Regions from separate parts of the Homo sapiens genome. Here region 2 is linked to region 1. The links are chromatin loops, found by intact Hi-C in ENCODE. Cell type or tissue: mammary epithelial cell. All regions are shown on one strand. Links, peaks and the distances in the headings refer to the core of each region. The heading gives the core; the rest is flanking DNA. Region 1 has its middle 180 kb from the start of LINC01935. Region 2 has its middle 56 kb from the start of LINC01796.

The links. A loop is a pair of places that touch in the nucleus more often than their neighbours do. Peaks named below come from ENCODE experiments on the same cell type or tissue, not always from the same donor. Only the 100,000 strongest peaks of a DNase experiment are listed, where the experiment ranks them.
Region 2: it touches region 1 in a loop (12-fold over the local background); 10 of 110 quality-filtered maps call a loop at or near these places.

Annotation. Positions count from the first base shown.
Region 1 is chr2:103,156,873-103,167,319 of GRCh38, forward strand. No RefSeq gene overlaps it. Among named protein-coding and RNA genes, the nearest start is that of LINC01935, 180 kb to the left of the region's middle. In mammary epithelial cell, for the core only: a CTCF peak has its summit at 4,753 (motif pointing right); no DNase peak of the experiment used is centred there.
Region 2 is chr2:102,834,468-102,844,914 of GRCh38, forward strand. It overlaps a transcript of TMEM182 not described here. Among named protein-coding and RNA genes, the nearest start is that of LINC01796, 56 kb to the right of the region's middle. RefSeq lists an enhancer at 6,824-6,873. In mammary epithelial cell, for the core only: CTCF peaks have their summits at 5,633 (motif pointing right) and 6,959 (motif pointing right); no DNase peak of the experiment used is centred there.

The DNA of each region.
Region 1 (10,447 bases), core at 389-8,388:
CTACAAAATTTAGTCCAATATTTAGGTGTGTATTGGGTTCTTCCCATGTCATACTTCAAGACTTTGTGATTCAATTTGGGACTGGTAATGGTATTTCCCAAAGCTTAATAATATCCATCATCATTTAGGTACTGGGATTTCAAGATGATCACTAGAAAACTACTTATGAAGTACTCTTGGCATCTTGCATTTCTCTGAGGGAGCTGGAGAAAGTGGCCAAAGCTGTAAGCTAAGTGTTTGCTCATACAGTTTGCCTTAGATAGGGATCACAAAATTTGGACTTCTCTCCCATTCTACCGATCCAGTACTTCCAAACATATTACAGCTTTAAATTCTGTAGGGGACTGAAGGACTACTTAGAGAATGAAGAGAAAAAAGTGACTATCCAGTTTAATTTTTCTAAACCACTCCACGGAGCTCTAGTAGCTTCATGTATAGCAAATGGAAAATTCACTCTGTTTAGAGCCTATCCTCACAAGAAAGACATTTGACATCAGAAAACCCTAGGCTACCCACCTCCCGCCCTGCCATGCTCAGGAGCAAATCTCTGACTTTATGAAGTGGACAGTTTTTTGTATACTTTTGATAGGTTTGTGTGTGTGTGTGTGTGTGTGTGTGTGTGTGTGTGCAGTGTGTTGCCTGCTCCCTGGAATGCCTTAGCACTGGAAATAGATTCAGTCTCTTCCCTTTGATTTCCACAAATTCCTTAATTTTTTCTTGTGTTATATTTTGTGGAGCTTCCGGTTTGGGTTTCTTGCTGTGATGTGGGAACCCTGTTGCACTTCTGGAGTTATTTTTGTATTTTGAAAGTTGTCAGTAAGTTACTGAATTCTTTTGGTTTCCATTTTATATTCCTTCATTGAGGTACTAAATTTCCTTACACACAAAAAAGGAGCAACATAACAAACAAATAAAAGCAAAGCACCGAAGCGGGTGGATCACTTGAGGTCAGGAGTTCGAGACCAGCCTGGCCAACATGGAAAACCCTGTCTCTATTAAAAATACAAAAATTAGCCAGGCATGATGCCGAGTGCCTATAATCTCAGCTATTTGGGAAGCTGAGGCAGGAGAGTTGCTTGAACCCGGGGGGCGGATGTTACAGTGAGCCAAGATCATGCCACTGCACTCCAGCCTGGGCAACAGAGCAAGACTCCATCTCAAAAAAAAAAATGAAGCAAATGATAGGGGAAAATACCTATCAAGTGTGTGGTGGGTCCTTCCATCCACATAGGGCTTTCTCCTTGGTGTAGGGTTTTGTTGGAATCCCTCTCCCCCAGTTTTGGACTTCCATAGCTGGCAGCTCCTTTCTAGACTAGAACTTTCCACTGCTGGAACAGGGAAGCCACCTAGCTCCTGCTGAAGGCCAGCTTTTGGGTGATGTGACAGGCTGAGCCTTGCTGTTTGGGTCTTATGTTCATTACAAAATAAGTTTCACCAAGCTATTGCTTAGGAGTCAGAGAATGAAGTTTCAGTTACTATTCACAGAGAAGAATATAATCTATATTAATGAAGTGGAGCATTTGGCCAGGTGTGCTATAATCCCAGCACTTTGGGAGGCCGAGGTGGGCGGATCATGAGGTCAGGAGATCGAGATCATCCTTGCTAACACGTTGAAACCCCGTCTCTCCAAAAAAATACAAAAAAATTAGCCGGGCGTGGTAGCAGGCACCTATAGTCCCAGCTAGTCGGGAGGCTGAGGCAGGAGGAAGACATGAACCCGGGAGGTGGAGCTTGCAGTGAGCTGAAATTGTGTCACTGCACTCCAGCCTGGGCAGCAGAGCAAGACTCCGTCTAAAAAAAAAAGAACTGGAGCATTTCACCATAGGTTCACAATACTTGACACAGAAAGTAGAAGGTATAGAATTTTAAAAACTCATGCCAGTCAGGGAGCGGATTTTCTTTTTTGTATAGGGGAATAATCTCTTCTTTGTTCTATAAATGAAGAAGATTGGATTCCCTGCCTTAGGGGAAGGTAGAAGCTTTTTGGCTCACTGAAGCCTGAACTTTTTGTAAGAGCCCTTGATATATGGGGGTTCTGCAGAGAAGGGATCCATCCCCCTGGTAAGTGTAGTTCAAAGTGGGAAATTTATGTTCCCTGAAATGTTTAGAGAAAGTTCAGTGCTGATAACATGAACCCAAGACCTCCTCAGTGGGGGCCCTGAGCTTGGAAGCCCTTTTGCTCTTGACTCATGATAGCCTTGGGCTTGGGGGAGCTGAGCATCCAGTGGGTACCAACAGAATTCTGCCCTTGGATCCCAGCATAAGCCATTGCCACAGAACCGGCGGGGATGTGGGCCATGGCAGGCATCTACCCCACAATGCACAAGTACCCACCAGGCTCTACTAGGTCCCTGCCTAACAGTGACACCTTGTGACAGCAGAAGAGGCAGTGTAACTATTATCTCAGGGGCCAGAATAGTCAGCTATTAATAAACCGGAAATACTTTTTACCATGGACCTAATCTGGAGTTTAAAAACTTATTAGCAATGCCCCACATATGTTCCTTGCTAATAACAGTGTTGGCAGATGGGTTGATTTGATAGCAGGGAAACTTTCACATCCTCTCCCCTTAGATCAGTAGGTGTGGGGAGAGAGGCAGGTGGTCGTAAGACACCAAAAGCAACCCCACACATCCAAGCTCATAAATTACCCGTGGAGTGACGTTTACAACTCTTACTTAACGATTTTAAAATACAACTGGGTTAACTTAGGGAGTCATTGAATGTTAGTTAGGCTGATGAACTGAAAAGGCAGTGTGCATGTGTATGTGCCTGGGTGTGTGTATGTGTGTACGTGTGTATGTTCTACTGTAAGCCCTAGTGGAAACTCTGCTATGGTCCCACTTCACTAGATCATCCTGGCTCATTCAGTGGAGGGCATCAAATTCACAGGCTTAACTAGGAGAGACTGACTTTTGTGCCTTGTCTGTGCTTCAGAGCATCCACTGGACTCCAAGAAGCCTATGGTCAGCTGTAGCCCCCATACACACAAAAGAATTTTTCTTGCCCACTCTACCTAAAACCAATCTCTTTCAGTGTGACAGAGTCTTGAGAATCTGTCTGATTCTTTGGTGCTTCATTCTGAACTGGTCCTTTTGTGGAAGGTTGAAATGTCCTCAGTTGGAATGCTTCCTGTTCAGGTCACTATCACTGATGTCTGAGCCTGGGAAAAGTCAAAGGATGCTCAAGGAGTGAGGTTGTGTTGATTATTTCAAAGTAATTTTATAAAAATCAGGCCAAAAGATGGTAAACTACAGTTCTCTTTTACTTAAAGAACATCATATTGAGAATTCGTTAACAGTCAAACCAAGCAAAGTTTCTCCTACCTACGGTCAGTGCAGTATTTTGAGAAACAAGTGGAGAGTTATAAGAAAAAGTCACTGTGCTATTGATCTGTGCTAATGGCAACGCAGATGATGACAGCAGATGAATTTAAACGTCTGAGCTAAAGAATTGTGTACCTTTTGCCCTAAACATGGAGAAAATTTAAAATGCTCTAAGAATCCCCTTGTTCTAACCTTTCTTTCTCCACTTTTTAACATATGGAGCTTTCCTGCAATTTAAGCAACCACATTCCAGAACACTAGGTTTAGAGAAAAGATAGGCTAGAGTAGAAGCAAACTGACAATTTATACTTTTTTTCTGCCTTCTATATAAGTTAGTGCCTGTTAATTAACCGGTGTGAAAAATTCAACATTACAGGGTAGGGTTATTAAACATTTTTAGGACCAATACAGTGGCAACAGCCTCAATCAGTGTAATGTACCCTCCTACAAGTAGTGCTTAATTACAGGGATTAGCAAGCAATGACTCTTTTAGTTAGCTTTAATTTTTCCAGACATATTCCAGCCAAAAAGCCTGGCTCCTCCATTTCACTGGTGTGTATGATACCAATGCGGAATCCAGTGGCGAGAAAGCGACTAGAAGACAATCTATATAATTGGCTGAAATGACATCTCTGAGGAGCAGATGCTCTGTAATCTTGCAAATCAAATTAAAAGCAAAACAAACTATTTCCTTTTAGCTGTGACCGAATTCAAATGTCCTTTTGGTATTAAAGGAGCAAAACAGTCTTAATTGTTTATTGATTATTCAAATCATATAAGCCTTAGATATATTAGTGTGGTTTAACTGGTTGTTTTTTAGCACAGGGGTCAGGGCTTAATGGGAAAGCCGGGTGCCAAGAGCTAAGAATCTCTGCTGCGTGAGAATGAGTCTTGATGTGCCTTCTCTGTTTGGGACGACCTGGGATGTGGAGCGCAGAGGTGGCCCCTTCATTAACCTGCGGGTTGCAGGAGCATTATAAGTAGTTTTTCTAGCTGACTGAAAATGAGCCTTGAGACCTCTATACGGAAACTTCTGTTTGGTCTTCCTTGCTGTGGAGACACCTGCCAAAAGTGAGCTGGCAAAGGATAAGAAGCAGAGCGGGGTGGGGGGATCCTCAAAGATGATCCGTTGCTACCCAAATGAGTTTTTGGTCAAAGTCTTTGAGCACAGTGCAAGAATGAAAAATAGAGTGGGAGGAATATTTTTCAGCTATTTTGCAATCTAATAATGTCAGCTTTCAGGATTGAGGAGAAGGAAAATATGGAGGGCAATGGAAAGGATTTAAGAATATTCTGAGATTAAAATGTTATCTTTAAATATTGTACTTCAACTGCACAGCGACCAAGGACTTTCATGCTGCCTGCCAAGGGTGACTAAATCTCAGTTTCCTTGTAGTAGAAAGTAATTAGCTGTTCCCTGCCACCACTAGGTGGAGATGTAGGTTTACACAGAGCTGACTCCCTGGCTAAAAATGGCCTGTGATGGCTGAAAAATCCTTAAGGAAAATTTTAAATGTTCAAGATTGATCAATTACGAACCATGTTGGTCACAAATTCACACTAATCTTTAAGGGTCCATCCCCTTAGATTTTAAAAAATCCTACATCACACAACAGCAGCAAAAATCCTTCAGTGTGCAGTTGTAAAGTTGTCCTTGTGAATTAGAATTATTATTTTTTAAGCCATAAGCTCTGATGTTTAAGACTCTGAGAGAATAATCACGCCATGTTATAAATTGTCTGCTGCCAATACACACATATTTTCCTTTATTCTCACACCAGCTGCTAGCTCATGCTATCAGTGGTCAGGAACAAACAAACAAAAACCACCCCTAAAAAAAACAGCACAGAGCTTCCTTTCCAACTTCACCCATGGAAGTGTGCCAGGAACTGGCAGGAGTTGGGAATTGTGTGTTCGAGTTTAAGGGGTTGTTTCTAAATGTAGTACTTTTTGAGAATCTCATTACCTCACATCTTGATGTGTGAAGTATGATTCACAGCGCAGTTTGCTAAAGGCTAGTTAGCTCTTGTCTCAGCGGTCTTAGGTGTCTAATATCGTATTAATCAAACCTTAGTGAAATGAAGCATTTCAGTTTGTTTTGGCTAAGCCTCTTCTCTCTACTGAGTTGACCCCTTTTCTTTTATGTAAACTTTTCTATACCCATTGGTGGATGGCATGGGCTATCAGATGGCTTCCAGAATAGACAATGGATACCAACCGTTTTCTAGAAAGGCAGAGAGTCATTTATTATTCCTCCTTTCACACTTTGTCTCCCAGATGAAAATGCTTCTGAAGTTCATTTAATCATTCAGTCACATTTTCTCTCCCCCCCCATTCTCTTGGTCTCTTTCATAGAAAGAATACCTCATAGATTTCATCTAAGTTGCCCATGTAACCCTACTCTTCAGAGGGGCTATTCCACCTGCCAGGATCCCATTTAAAGACCCAATTTTCTCATGAAGAAAAGGGACTCTCCATTTATGTCTGGGAAAGTTCAAACAGCAATATAGTCATTGCTTCATTGCAATTACGCAAGTCAAAATCTCTTCCAAAATGAGTATCAAACTTGAAAAATGGTGAATTTTGATAATAAAGCCATCATGGCCAAAATACATTAAAATTCTTATTAAATATTTTCTCCTTAAAATTTCAAAATGCTAAAATTTTTATTACTGTGCAGATTAATCTATGAAGAAAGGCAGAAGTCATTTTTAGTGCCCCATATTTACCAGTTTAAAAAAAGAAGGAACAAACAATTAAACATTTAAAAACCAAAATTTATATCTAAAATATTGCTTTCCATTTTGCCATTAATTTGTGTCTATAATAAGGTAGTATTAAGGTAACCTTCAATTTGTTTCTTTTATGTACACACCCACAATTAGGACCATACAAAATCAGATAATTTGTTCACAACGAGCACTATGTAAAGGGAAGCCCCATTTTTTAATTTCAATGATAGACTTTTTAAAAAATCATATTTTATGTCAGTAGATGTCACATTTATTAGATATTTTCTGATTCTAGGGGAAGGGGACTAGGTGTGGAGCACATCCTTCCTTGAATAGACATTAAATGCAGGCACGTTATGAGCAGAGCATTGCACGAAGGTTGAGGAGGATGCAGGGCTGACCAGCCCTGTTCTAGACCTACAGGAGTCTCATAGGCTAATCACAGGGTTCATGCATTTTAGGAACACCAACATCAGCATGCTACAAATATTATCTGTAAAATGGCTATTCTCTCTTTAGCAAAAGGAGCCTTAGAGTGTCTGGTAGAAATGTGAAATCTTTTATCCACAGGAAAAAATAAAACTTACCTTTATTAATAAGATACAACTTGTGTGTGTGCTTAATATGTGCTAGAGACTATACTGATTTAATCCTACAAAAGCCCAATGAGATGGGTACAATTATTGTTCTCATTTTGCAGAAGAAATTGAGTAACATAGAGGTGATGGAAGGTGCCAAAGAAGACACAGCTAATGAGTAGCGAGGCTACAATTCATACCTAGGTAATCGGACGGCAACATCAAGGATCTTACACGTTTTGCTGTCAAATACGAGTTCGTATTTGCTTTCAGTATCTTGTAACTTTTTTAATGAAGTTTTTCTTAAATAACTTGAACATATTAGTTATCCACAGAAATACCTTATAGAAGTACCACTTTTTTCAGAAGAGAAGCATGTATTTTTTTTCCTCAGCTCAAGTCCTCTTGCATATAATGCTATATTTAAAATTTAAAAATGACATTTTTAACAAGTCACTAGTTCTTTCAAAATAACTATAAAATATATTTTTAAAATTTTATTGTGCTGGTACACTGAATTCTAAAACCGTACACTTATATGAGGAGCGATAGTTGGAAAAACTGTAGTTATTTATTAGTCAACATTATTCCTTGCCATAGGTAGAAATGAATTAAGATAATAAAATATTTTAAGAATAAAACTCCATATTGATAAGTGAAAAGAACTGTTTCAAGCAATACTCAAAAATATCTGTCACACACACATTCAACACACGCATGAGATTGCTTCTGTGCAAAGTCATATGATCAACATGAACTTTCTTTGCTCAAGGGAGACGGACACTTTTGAATCATGAATATTGATAAGAACTAGTCCAGTTTAAAAGTGAAAGTCAAATTTCAGGCAAACTAAAACTTAGGAAAGTCCATATCTAGAAAAAGCCAAATCAGAACTTCATGCATGCCAGGAAGAAACGAAATTTCACTCTTTCCTCAAACTCCTCACTCTCCTCAGTGAGAGCCTGTCCCCTTTCATCCTGCATAAGTCTAAATACCACCTAATCAGTTACAGATTGGGAGGGAAAAAGGAGTGCTTGCCTAATCAGCTTTCTCCTGAAATATTAAATATTAAGAAAGGTCTCAGGGGAATCAGTCCTTGATATGATAACTCACTGATGTGTGTGTTCCATGTGCCGACACAAGCATACCTTCTAAGAAGCCAGTAATCATGAAACTTAAGGGTCATGCAAAGAAACCTCACGTTAAAACAAAAAAAGGATTGGATTGGTAGATGGAGTAGGGAGGAAAATTAGTTTCAAGAACCCTTCTTAACTAACCAATTATTTTGGCTTATCTTGTTATCTGTAATAACTCCAGCTGGACCCCAAATGAAACGTTCAAAGAAAGGCAAGCAAGCACTGCAGAAGAGATGGACTCAAATGGACTAAAAAGGCAGAGCTTGTTTTTGGCTGTAGCGCCCTTTTGCCATGACAAAGCTGGGAAAGGAGACACGCAGTCTGTCGCATTTATTTCTGATCAATCTACATAAGAATTGTCAGGCTGGCACGTTGGATTACTGCTGACTTGTGAGTTGAGATCCATTTGCTTCAGGTTTTCACTTTTCATTCTTAGAAGCCCTGGTCATCTCCACAGAACTGTATTTTGTGGATGTTTTCATTGTTGGGAATGTTGATCAAATTAGGTGGAAAAAAGAAAAAAAAAAAAAGGAACATGACCACCTTGAGATTCTCCTACATTGACAGAGCACACGTTTGATCAAAATGCAATGTCATTCGTCTTTCGTGGCTTTTTGTCGATCATGTTTGCTGGAAGGATAAGTGAACTCCATGAAAAGACATTTATCTAAATTATCCTGATAAAGTGCCATCACTCTGGGTAAAAAGAAAAATGAGCGAGAAGGCCAGACTCTACGCACATGCCTTCCACTTGAATTAACCGAGGAAAAACATAAAGACACATCATGCAACTAGTATTTTACATACATATGTGTGTGCGTGTAAACTAGGATCCTCTGTGCTAAAAGTTATCTTTGTGCTTATTCAACTCTTAAAAACACTATCAAAATCCTTATAATATACCGACCTTGATATAAACCAAGAATCATCACCGGCTCACTGATAGAAAGCCAGTAACCAAATTGTAAACAAATATAGGTAATGTCTGAGAGTCTATGTTGACAAGTAGATAAGAAGATAAATGTAGAGTTTTTCTTAATTAGCCTTTCTTAATTAAAAACAGGAGCAGTATTGTGATCAAAATGAACTCTGGTGGGAGCCTGGTCACTTGGTCTTCTGGGTATCACTTGAGGAAAATTAGATTTTTTTTTTCCCTTCTAGGATAAATTGTGCACTAAAGAAGGAATAAATGGTGTCTGTGAGCAGTGTCCCCTTGGTTTTTATCTGCGTGAGATGGATGTGCCTCTTGTCGTTTTCAGAATGGCGTGGGGGCAGACTTAGCCATCATTAGCACCCCAGGATGGATCCAATTCACTAATTACTTATGCTGTCCTGGTTCACTGAGATTTAAGTACCAAGTCAATCCCATTATCTGCAGTCTCCCAAGCTTGCCAGAGCCATCCGTCTTTCATGGAAAAGAAGCACAAGGGTTATCAATTGGGCCCTGCAAGACTTGGGATTTTCCTACTTTGGGAGAAGGCAAGATTAGTCCTGACTCAAGTCCAGGCCCCTCTAAGCCGCCACTTTGGATGCGATAAAAGAAAATGGTGACAATTATCCATAACTATGTGAAACACCAGGAGGGGAAAGGCAGGGAGCAAGGGGAAGGGAGGGGCGAAAGGGAAAAAATAATAATAAGGAGAGGTAAAAACGCACAGAAAAGAAAGAATTCCTGCTCCGCTGCAACACCAGGCCTGTGGTTCCAGGCAGTTTTTCACATCACCTCTGAGCTACAAATGACAATTCATCTGTTACAAACACATGATAATATAGTCAGAAATCAGGAATTAAAATATTCTGAAGGCCTGAGGCCCCCTCAAAGAAGAGGGATGGCAGGGGAGGGGGCCGCAGGAGGGAGAAGCCGACCCGGGAGCCTCCTGGGAGGGCCTCCTCACATTCGCCATGTTCAGTGTCCCTGGGCTGTGAGGCCGGGCCTCTGCTGTGTGGGATGGGTGATTGGCACCTGCTCTGCGGAGGGGAAGGGCCTGGCAGCTCCTGGCAGCATTGTCACGTTCATTTGCACACTTTAGGAAGCAGCAGTGTGGCTACTAATACAAAAAAGAATCTTCTAAGCAGCATGACATCTCTTGGAATGGAATATTTGTCTTTACAAATGATTGCTCTGCTGCCAGCACTTGACACGGTGCTCGCAAACATGTGTAATTGTTGGAAGTGTAATGATGATTATTTGCATATTTAATGTTCAAACAGTACTGAAGAAGCAACCTAGACTAAACCTTTTAGGGGAAGATTTGAATATGTTGGGCATCAGCCTGAGGAGTCCCAGGAAGGAGGAGGCAGCCAATGGAGAGCAAGTGCGGGAATAATTGGCTTAAAGTTCCACTGCACCACCCTGCCTTGGTGCCTTTATTCGTGTACACAATAGCTCTCCCTGGGCCCATATGGGGTAGAAGTTCACCAGCATCAGAAAGGTGCTTTCTCTTGGCTTTAGTTTAAACATTAGCTGCAAGACATCCTATTCCAGCCTGGTTTTACATTAACCAACTGTGAACCCAAGAACAGTATCCAGGAAATAGGGATGTGGGTAGACGTAGGAGGGAAGATAGGCATGGAATTCATTCCACTTTTTACCCACAGGCAAGTGGAAATTGTCCACTCATCTCTGGATCCCCCCAAAAAAAAACATTCTTAAGGAAATTATCTAGCTGAACTAT
Region 2 (10,447 bases), core at 1,443-9,442, 320 kb before region 1:
CATGGTCTCCAACCCACTTTCAGATGCACCGTCTCATTTCAACAGATATAGGTGAGCCTTGGGAGGTGTGCATATCCATGAGAGTGTTATTGCTACAAATAGAAAAACAAAACAAAACTGATGCTTAACAATGTTCAAGGACTTGCCAAGGTCATATGGCTGTGACAGTGCAGAGTGGGTTGTAGATCCAGGGTCTCTGAATACTTAGTCTGCTGGTCAGGCTCACCACATATTTCACACCAGGAAAACAGGCTCAGGGCTCCTGCAGGTCCAGAGCAGTCCAGCATATAAGCAGGTGACTTGAACTCTCGATTTATTACCAAGCTGTTACAAAAGCCAAGCATCCTTCGTTAATCACTCTGGGTTTTCCACTTGCCGGTTGTTACCTTAGGAATAAAATATTCCTGGGGTCTATTTCTAATTTAATGCCAGGATGCAAATTGGGCCTCACCCGTTTCACCTGAGGTGTTATTTATGCCCAAATAACACCTCCTAGATGAGGACTTATTGTGCCTGTTTCCTCCTTTGGAAATTAAGGATAATAATAGTAATCAGCTGCACACAAAGCAATTGTGGGGGGCGGGGATGGGAAAGGCTCAGTGATTGTAACAGCTCACAGAAAACCCAAGATCAGGGAGAAGTGCTGTAGAAATGCTAAATGCAGCAGGAAGAATTATGACATCTCTGCAAATTCACCACCGGAGGCCAGGATAATACAAATGCTTGGCAAATGGTAACTTCATTCAACAAATATATTTTGGCTACATGTAACATTGGAATCCAAAGGTAGAAGGGTTTTTAGATAATAATAATCGTGACTCGATTTTTAAAATTGACATTTTTTACAGTAGTTTTAGGTTCACAGCAATATTGAGTAGAAGGTATAGAAATTTCTCATGTGCTCCCTGCCCACACGCAGGCACAGCCTCCTCTGTTACCATCATCCTCCACCACAATGGTGCATTTCTTACAATTTATGAGCCTTCATAACACATCATAACCACCCAAGGTCCATAGTTTACTGAGGGTTTACTCTTGGTGCTGTACAGTCTTGGTGTTGGGTTTGGACAAATGTATCCACCATTATAGTACAAACGGAATTGTTTCACTGCCCTAAAAATCCTCTGTGTTCCATCTGTTTATTCCACCCAACCCCTGAAAACCACGGATCTTTTCACCATTTTTATAGCTTTGTGCCTTTCAGAATTTTCTTTTTTTAAATTTATTTAATTTATTTTATTTTTTTATACTTTAAGTTTTAGGGTACATGTGCACAACATGCAGGTTTCTTACATATGTATACATGTGCCATATTAGTGTGCTGCACCCATTAACTCGTCATTTACATTAGGTATATCTCCTAATGCTATCCCTCCCCCCTCCCCCGACCCCACAACAGGCCCCGGTGTGTGATGTTCCCCTTCCTGTGTCCATGTGTTCTCATTGTTCAGTTCCCACCTATGAGTGAGAACATGCGGTGTTTGGTTTCTCAAGGACAGAATGTTCTATAGTTGGAATCATACAGTATGTAGTCCATTCAGATTGGGTTATTTCACTTGGTAATATGCATTGAAGGTTCCTCCATTTCTTGTCATGGCTTGATAGCTCATGTCTTTTTAGCACTGAATAATATTCCATTGTTTGGAGGTACCACAGTTCTCTTTGCCCCGTGAAGGATATCTTGGCTGTTTCTAAGTTTCGGCAATTATGAATACAGCTGCAATAGACATCCATGTGCAGATTTTTGTGGGGACACAAATTTTAACTTATTTGGGTAAATACAAAGATTATAATTGCTGGATCATATGATAAGAATATGTTTAGGTTTAGAAGAAACCTCCAAATTATCTTCGAAAGTAGCTGCACAATGTTGCATTCCCACCAGCAATGAATGAGAATGCCTGTTGTTCCACATCCTCACTGGCATTTAATGCTGTTTGTTTTTTGGATTTTGACCATTGTAATACGTATATAATGGTATCTCATTTTGCTGAAGTGTTTTAAGTGCCAGATACTGGACTAAGCACTTTAAACAATGATCTCATTGAATCCTTATAAGAATGCTATGAGGTGAGTGCTATGCTTTTGTCTTCCCATTTTCCAGATTAGTAAAGGCAAGTTTAAAGAGGCTGCATAACTTGCCCAAGATTCCATGAACAAAAAGCACAAAGCCAAGTGTTCAGAGGCGTTCTCAGTGCTGGTTTGCTTGTCCACTCCCTGCTTTTATGAAGGAGGGCCTTGATTCTAGATCTGTTAAAGGACTCACTCAGAGTGCCACACAGAGCAGGACACAGGAAGAGAACTCGGCCTCTGTCAGCTGTGCTGCCCCACAGACAACTTCTCAGCCTTCAGTCATGGCAGGGTTGGCCATTAATAGAAAGCGTTCAGTCCTTGGCCTTATACTGGGAATCCTGATGGCTATTCCAAGCTTCTCCAATCCAGTGCTTATTTCTGAATGCATTTAATGCTCTGATTGGAGACAGGACCTCTCTTGAGTGCAACACATAAAACTTAGCATTGCCTCACAATCAGTTGAAATATGTTGCCTGCCCTGTGCCTGAACACCAGCTGCAGATGAGAGGTCTGTGTTATTATGGTACCTCCCTCCAACCTTAATTGTTTTCTTAGGTAGTTTCCACTCCCAGTTCTCTGATACCCTGTGGTGTTTCTAATTTCTTCATATGTCATAGTTAATTCTTAGAACATTAGTTCCAACCCAATTCTATTTGAAAAACAAATGTTAGACATAAGAAGGTGAAGTTTGTGGGTTTTTTTTTGTTTTTCCAATTTAGGGGGCTGTAATCCCTAAAAAGTCAAGAATTATAAAGTTGTTCATTAAGATAAATAAGAAAAACGTTATTTGTTTTTAACTTAAACTAGAGAGAAGAAAAGCATGAACAGCAAAGCATTGACTAGATTCTACCGATACATTGAAGAATGATTTGCTGTTGTTAATAGGGTGGAGATTCTGTTAGAAAATTCAATATGGGAACTCTTGAAACTGATGGCAGAGTTGAGGGAATAGGCCAGCGTGGGCCCTGTAGGATCTTAGTGTGTGTCAGTGCTGTGGGGGGTTCGGGGGGTTCAGGGGGTCTGGGGGCTGTTGTGGTGTCACCTTGATAGTGCCAAGGTTCCTGCGTGAAATGTGGTTAATAAAGTAATGGTGGATACCAGAGCAGAAGAGCAAGAGGAGCTGCTGCAGGATCACTTGGTTCATTTCACATTGACCACGTAGAGCAGAATGGGGCTGATGGGCCCTGAGTACCTCAAGTGGCCTTGGGTCTAGCTGCACTCTCCTGCTTTCCCCAGACCCAACCACGCAGGCTGGTTTTGTTCTCTCTCTGCTCTGGGCAGGAGACTTCCAGGGAAGTTACCTGTTTAAGGAGGCAGAAGTGGCTTCTGAGGGTTCCTCACCCTTAGGGCTAGCTACGTCATTCATGGGGCTTAGGGCAAAATGTAAACACAGGGCCCCTTGTTGAAAAATTACTGAGAATTTCAAGACGGCGGCAGCAAAGCACTAAACAAAGTGCAGGGCCCTTCTCAGCGCCAGGCCCTGTGTGACTGCCCAAGGTAACCCTACCCCGGAAGCTGGCCCTGCCCCAGCATCAGTGGATGATTGTTTATAAATTCATGAAGTCTTATTCCCTTTTTCTTGATAAACCTAATTCTCTAATGCTGCACGGAAGTAGGTTTTGTAAGTCTTCAATTTCAAAACAGGAAACTGTGAAGCTCCATTATTACTTTTGAGGGATAGCTATGTTGTTAACTTAAGGTCTAACTTAGTTGATTCTAGAAGTTGTGATTTTGGTTTCCCTAGCTTCACTGCTTGGTGCAGTGGACTACTGAGATGGCTACATATTGTTCCTCCTCTTAAGGGCTCCTATTTTCACAATGTGTGTAGCACATAACTAAATGAGTGTAATGCAATGTCATGTGTATAGAATGCATGCATAAAATGGTACCGATGTGAAGAGGGGGAAGGGCTGAAAATTCAGCTGCAGGTGGTCAGGGAAGGCTCTTCAGAGGGCTCCAGGATGGAAGGACCTAGGCACTGCCTCCATCTGTCCTCTCTGCCTCTTGGTAATTCGCAGTGTGCATTGGCTATTTTCCTAATGGGGTGCCCCTTTCATTTGTCAGTAGTAACAACCTGAAGAATCAAAATCCTGAAAACACTTGGGGCAAATGTTGAAGTGGACAACAGGGGCTGGACGACCATTTTAAAAGTAGAAATCAGTTCAGACGTGTGTTCTGGGGTTCTGTGGGGTAATTGGTGGAATGGCCTGTGGTGAAATGAATGTAGAAGGTTTGAGTCCATAAAGTCTCACAGATGTTTAGGCAGAGAGACCATGAGACCTCAACCAAGCCATTGGCAGAGGAAGGATGGCAAGAGAATGAATTTGAGATACACTGTCGCTGTGAAAAATAAAGGAATGAGAGAGAAGTCAAGGATGGTTAAAAAACTGCCATCTTCGCCAAGGTTGTACAGAGTCCTGTATTTCATCTGAGTGAATACCATGCATTCATGATTAGTAATACCCCATATAGCATCAAGACACTAGTAGTAATTGTGCTTGTGTGTTTGTTTCTGATAAAGAGGTTCTCAATTGATTTTTATTTGTTTGTCTTGCTGCCTTCTGCATGAGCACTAGGTGACCAGGATTCTTCTTTTTGCCTTTGTAATTATGTTTGTTTCACATGGCATAAACAGTGGGTACTAAATACCTGCCATTTTTTTCTGACTGATGAGGATCCCACAGATCACATCAAAGCTGTCTAAGTGGCTACTTGGACTTCCTCAATGGACTGAAATGCTTGGAAAAGAAGGAGATAGAGCAATTTGCACATCTGGATTAGCGCTGATTTCCGATTTCTTTGCTTTTAGTGGCTTCACATCATACCTATTGTGAAGGTCTAAACCATTTAGTTTTAATTGACAAATAATAATTATATATATTTATGGAGTACATTGTGATGTTTTGCTATATATATATATATATATATATAATATATACACACAAAAATAATTCCTGTCTATATAGTGGAATTATTAAATCAAGGTGCTAAAAGAGTAGATTTTAAAGATCTAAACTTTAGATCCCAGCACCTATCCTAAATTTTCAAAATTGGTCTTTTTTGTTTGGAGCATAAAAACAAGAGTGTAGGTATTACATATGACCAACATGACTTTTTAGGTAAAAATTGAAATACCACAAAACTCAAATGCAATGTAGCTCTAGTTGCTAGCCACACTGTGAAACTAGTCCTCTGTGAGAAGAGTGCAGAAATACGTGTTTGTTATCCACCTGATGAATTGCCAAGGTGGTGCTATCACTCTCAGCGTGCGACTTCTGAAGTCAGAAGCCCAGCAATTCTACAAGGGAAGCACAGAAGGTTAGAGGATCCCTGATTGATTTTCTGGCAGCCAATACAGGAGAATGAGTCATAAGGTTATAATAGGCAAAAGACATATTCTCAGGGATGCTGCAAACTTTGGGAGTGTAGAATTGTTTTGAGAAAAAGCAGCAACAAAGCATGGGATTTGCATCTGTTCTTAGTGAGAAGTAGCTCTGAGTGCCTCACGGGGAGAAGAAACCAACATCCCCCAAATCCTAAAAATAGAGGCTGCAACTTTTACATCTGCCACTAGAGGGCGCATTTCATCTATAAAGAAATCTTTCCATTGAAAACCCAGGAACTTTCCAAAAGGCTTTTGAGCACATCTCGAAGGGTGGAGGCCTTGGGGAGGGATGAGGGAGTGGGAGGTGGAGGGGCAAAAGGGAATATGAGATAGAGAGTTATTGACTTGCTTAACTCTGGGAAAAGGTGTGTGCCTAAGTGCGAAATCGCCATATATTGTGGATGCTGCATTTTCCTGATTGTTGTAACCTGGGTACCTGCAGCACATATTCCAGGAAAAAAGTAGACTCCGTCTTCGCATATAACTCTTCTACAGAGGAATCTAGACTTGGTGAATGCACCATTGTTCTCCGAAGGGCCCCTCCACCTAAAACGGGGCAGGAACCAATGTAAACACCGGCGTTAGTGGGTCAGGTAAGTGATCCTGAGGCATAGGGGGTGAGGTAGCGTGAGTTAGCATCAGGCTCATATAGAGGACGCAATAAAGAGCCAAGGAATTAAAACAAAAATGAGGAAGGCCGATTAAAAAAGAACATTTGACAGACAATGTATAACTCCAGCTCCTTTCACAGAAAGCAAAATATTCCCAGAAAGCATAGAATTCCCTGAGATAGGGGGAGTTAGAACTCGAATAAGAGTTCTGATTTTAGGCATTCTCTGTTGGTAATCCTTCAATTTTTATAACATTTTCTAGATCTGCCACTGCATGAACTACATAACTGACAAATCTTCAATTCACATTATATTTAAGTGGTTTCCCCATCACTTCTCACAGTTAAAAATACATTACATAAATTACTATCCTGCCTAGTGAAATATGCAACGACTCTGTTGTCTGCCGTTTATTTCTAAAACATTTTGGCACTTTCTGCGGAAGTCGTCTTCTTCTCAGTGATGCCAGGGGACTTTTTTTTTCAGTGTTACTTTGTTCCTAAGTGCAGGATCACAGAGATCCATGGGGAAACAAATAGTGGCATCAAGAGTGGCCTGTGGTGGAGGAACTAACAGCTGCAGGCGGAGGCGGATCGGGGAGCTGGAGTGGAAAGAGGGCAACTGAGGCGATGTCTGTGTCCTCTGCACGTGACAGTCCCACGGAGCTCTACTGATCTGGGGCCAGGCTGGGACTCCGGCCCAACTCCGAGGGGCACCAGGGTCTGGGTATTAATCGTGTGGCAGAGCTCCAGTCTCCATGTGATACACCAACCGTGCAGAAGCGTCCCCTGCAGAAGCACAGGGGACAGCCAAAGCTCTATGGCCCTGCAAACCCCTCAGCATGGCCCTGTGAGTATCCTGCAGAGGACCCGGGCCTGAGCAGTTCCTTCTTCCCAGCAGGTGTCACTGTGGAGTCATTAAAACCGGGAGAAGAGAAGAACTGTGCTTTGGCAAGCCGAGCCCCAGTAAAGGTTCTTGAACCAAAACTGCAGACAGGCTCCGCAGCAATGACACGCAGCAGCTTTAAAAACTCCCTCCACCACTGAGTCCAATGCTGTGAGCATGCGGTGTCTGTTGTCTTTGAACTAAGTTCACCAGATCTTCCAAGTTTTAAAATGGGAGCTAAAGCAGAACAATTATCCATATGGACGTTAAAGGGATAGATAGCTCCATTTCAAGGTGGCAATAGCTATATCAATTTTTGTCCTATTTTCTGACTGTTTGGACAGGTAGTTTTGTTCGTTTGTTTTTTCATTGTGGGAGGTAACTTGATGGCATGGAAAGAATGCAGAATCTGAAAATCCGGATTCAGATTCTTGCTTCCATCTCGCTATGTGTATGTTACTTTGGACAATTTACATAATTTAGAGCTCTGAGACTCCATTCCATGACAGGGTAATTGCGAAGGTTAAATGAAATGTATTCAGGAAAGTATCTAGCATGGTTAGTTACATCTGAATCCAGATGCATCACTGAAATACTGTTTAGATTTCATTATCGTTCTAATATTTTAATATCATTTTGAATACATTCTGTTTATATAGTATTACCCATATATAAAGTATAACCTCTAGGAGGATAATTCACTTGTCTCCTTTGGGCTAAGTCTTGTACTCCCCTCCCCTGCTCCCCCCTGCAATGACTACTCGCCATCTCTGCTCAGATGTCCTGCTAGAACTCAAATGCAGAATTATTATCTGTATGCTCCTACCTCCCTCTCTGCATTATTTATTCCGATTGATGGTGCTGTCCCCTTTTCCTGAACCTTGAATTGCTGGGATCACCTCAATTTCTCCTTCATCACTATCTTCCGTATCTAAACAGATCCTTGAACTTGCAGTGCCGTTTCCAATGTTGCACTATCTTCTGTGTCTACCTGCTGCCCTCACACAGCTGCTTATCAGGATTACTAGTTCAGTTTCCTACCTCATTGGCTTCTGGGGAGCTTTCCCCGGATCCCAATTCCAGGGCTCCACCTAGATCCACAGGGTCAGAATTGTAGGGGGGCCCAGAATGGCATGGCACTACCATACACTTGAATTTCGTTGGGAATCCCTGTCACATACATCTCTGACCTCAAGTTAGATTGACCTTCCAAACCAAAGGGCATGCCACTGACAGAAAGCTCCTCTTAAAGCCACCTTTTAATTTTGTTCCTTCCTTGCTGCATATCTTTGCGATTTCCCACTTCCTGGAGGATGGACTTAACTTCGGAATGAGATGATGTCACTCCATTCTCGGTGCCATGAAGGAAGGGACAGTGTGCACCTTGCTCATCATAGAGCCAAGTGCCTGGCCCATTGTAGACCCAACAACCAACAACGGACCACCCTCCCTTTGGGTGGTTGCCTGGATCACAGCCATTGCCCCTTCCAGGGATGCTGATGACATACATGGAGGGGCCACTGACACCTCCCCTTGGCCATAGCTGTTGACAAAGAGGGTGGGCTTTTGATACAATGTATACAAACAGATACTCTTTACAGAAAATGGAGAGATCCTGAGATCAGATGTCATGGACAGGTAGTCACATGAACATGAACAGCAGGCCGTGCTAAGGTCTCCTGTTGCCATGGCTCCCCGATGTGTGCCAGGGTTTGTGCGTCCTGAGCCTTGGCTGCTGAGATCCGCCATGTCAGGAGATACCATGACACCTCCAGTAAGTTGTCTCTTTTTCTCCCTTTTTATTCAAGTCACTTAGAGTCAGTCCCTCTTACTAGCAAATGACAGAGCATAATCTGACACATTGTTGGGGATTTCATCTGCTCATGACACAGTTCCAATCTACCTAATCCATGTTATTCTCCATAATTCTCGGTCATAATTTCTTCTCTAAAACCAGGTGACTCTTCTAATAAATTTCACTCTTTTCTAGATGGAATTTCTTCTCTCTGTTACTCAAGCCTCTCAAAGTCCTTATTGTCCCAGCCTCTGCGTGAAACGTCTTCAGCCATCAATGACATCTCACTCCTTCAAGCCCTTATGCCACTGCTGGGATGGACCAGTCACTGGACCTGCATTACAGTGGGCTTATATTGACCTTTACCTCTACACTTGTATATAACTCGTTTTCCCATTTAGTTGCAAGACACTTGGAAGCACAGACCAAGGCTTACATTTGTGTTTTAATGTTTTTCTTGTAAATGCTTTATGCCTAAATGTTTCTGTACTACTCTTCTTTCCAAATCCTTATTGTTTAAAAGTTTCTCTCCTACTATACCATGCCTTATAAATATTGATTGAATGAATGGATGAAATGCATACCTGCTTATATTTCTAATTAAAGGCAATTTGGGATTATAGTATTTGTTTTTCCAAAAATGTTTCCAATTACCCATTCCCTTGTCAGTTCCCATGTAGCATGGAAATGCAACATTCCCTTTGTAGAATGTCTGCTTTGTAATTACCCCTGTCAGGGTGATTAATGGATAGCAGTTTATGACCAGGAACCTCCGTGGTGACCTGGTGTTCAGCAGAGGCCACCTTGTCTCAGATATTTCTGCCCCTGCAGAAGGTTTTTAAAAAAATTTTTGGCTTTGGAAAAGAACTAAGGTTGCAATATGGGCACATTTGCCCGCAGATTCCCAGAGCCTGTCGATAGCTAATTGCATCCAGGCGGGAGGACTGATTTGCTTGGCAGTCCCTCCTGAATGGGAGGTGGGATGGTCAATCCAGGCTGGAGCAGGGCCAGTGCCTTGGGCCAAATGTGTTTTCTTCCTCTTGACTGGCTGTCTTCTGCCTGGGCCTGTTTTGCCCTCTGCTGACATCTCAGGCTGAGGATCTCTTTGCTGGTCTTGCAGGGCCAAAGGTGGCTGGAGGGTCAGGAGGCAATAGGAAGTAGGGCTTCCCCACCCCTCCTGCACTGGCTCACTGTCCAGTCACTGAGGTTAGAGGGATGTCTGGCCTAACCATTCCATTCTTCACGTTGCTGTTGTGAGTGTCCTTGTTTCTCTTTTTCTGAGACTCCTGGATTACTCCTGGCCACAGCTGCTCTGCTCACCTGGTGGAAAGCAGTGCTTCCTTCTCCAGGAGAAAATCCGCAATGGCTGGAGCCACGGGTGCAAAGAAAGCCCATGTACTGGGAGCAAGGAAATGAGGCTTTGAATGTGCTCTTCGAAGACTGCCTCTAGGAAGACCAGAGGGCTACTTTCCATTATTGTTTCTGTTCTCCCCTTCCAGCAAATGGCCCAGGTCACTGGGAGCTAGCAGCATACCAGCACTAGTGCAGAACTATTAGTGTACCAGGGCACATGAGCCGAATGAGGCCTGGGCAGTGTTGCACACATTTAATGGATTTTCTCACTTAACCCTCACAGCAACAGCATGAGGCAGGTACTTCTAGTAATCCTACTTTAAAGAGGCAGAAACTGAGGCACAG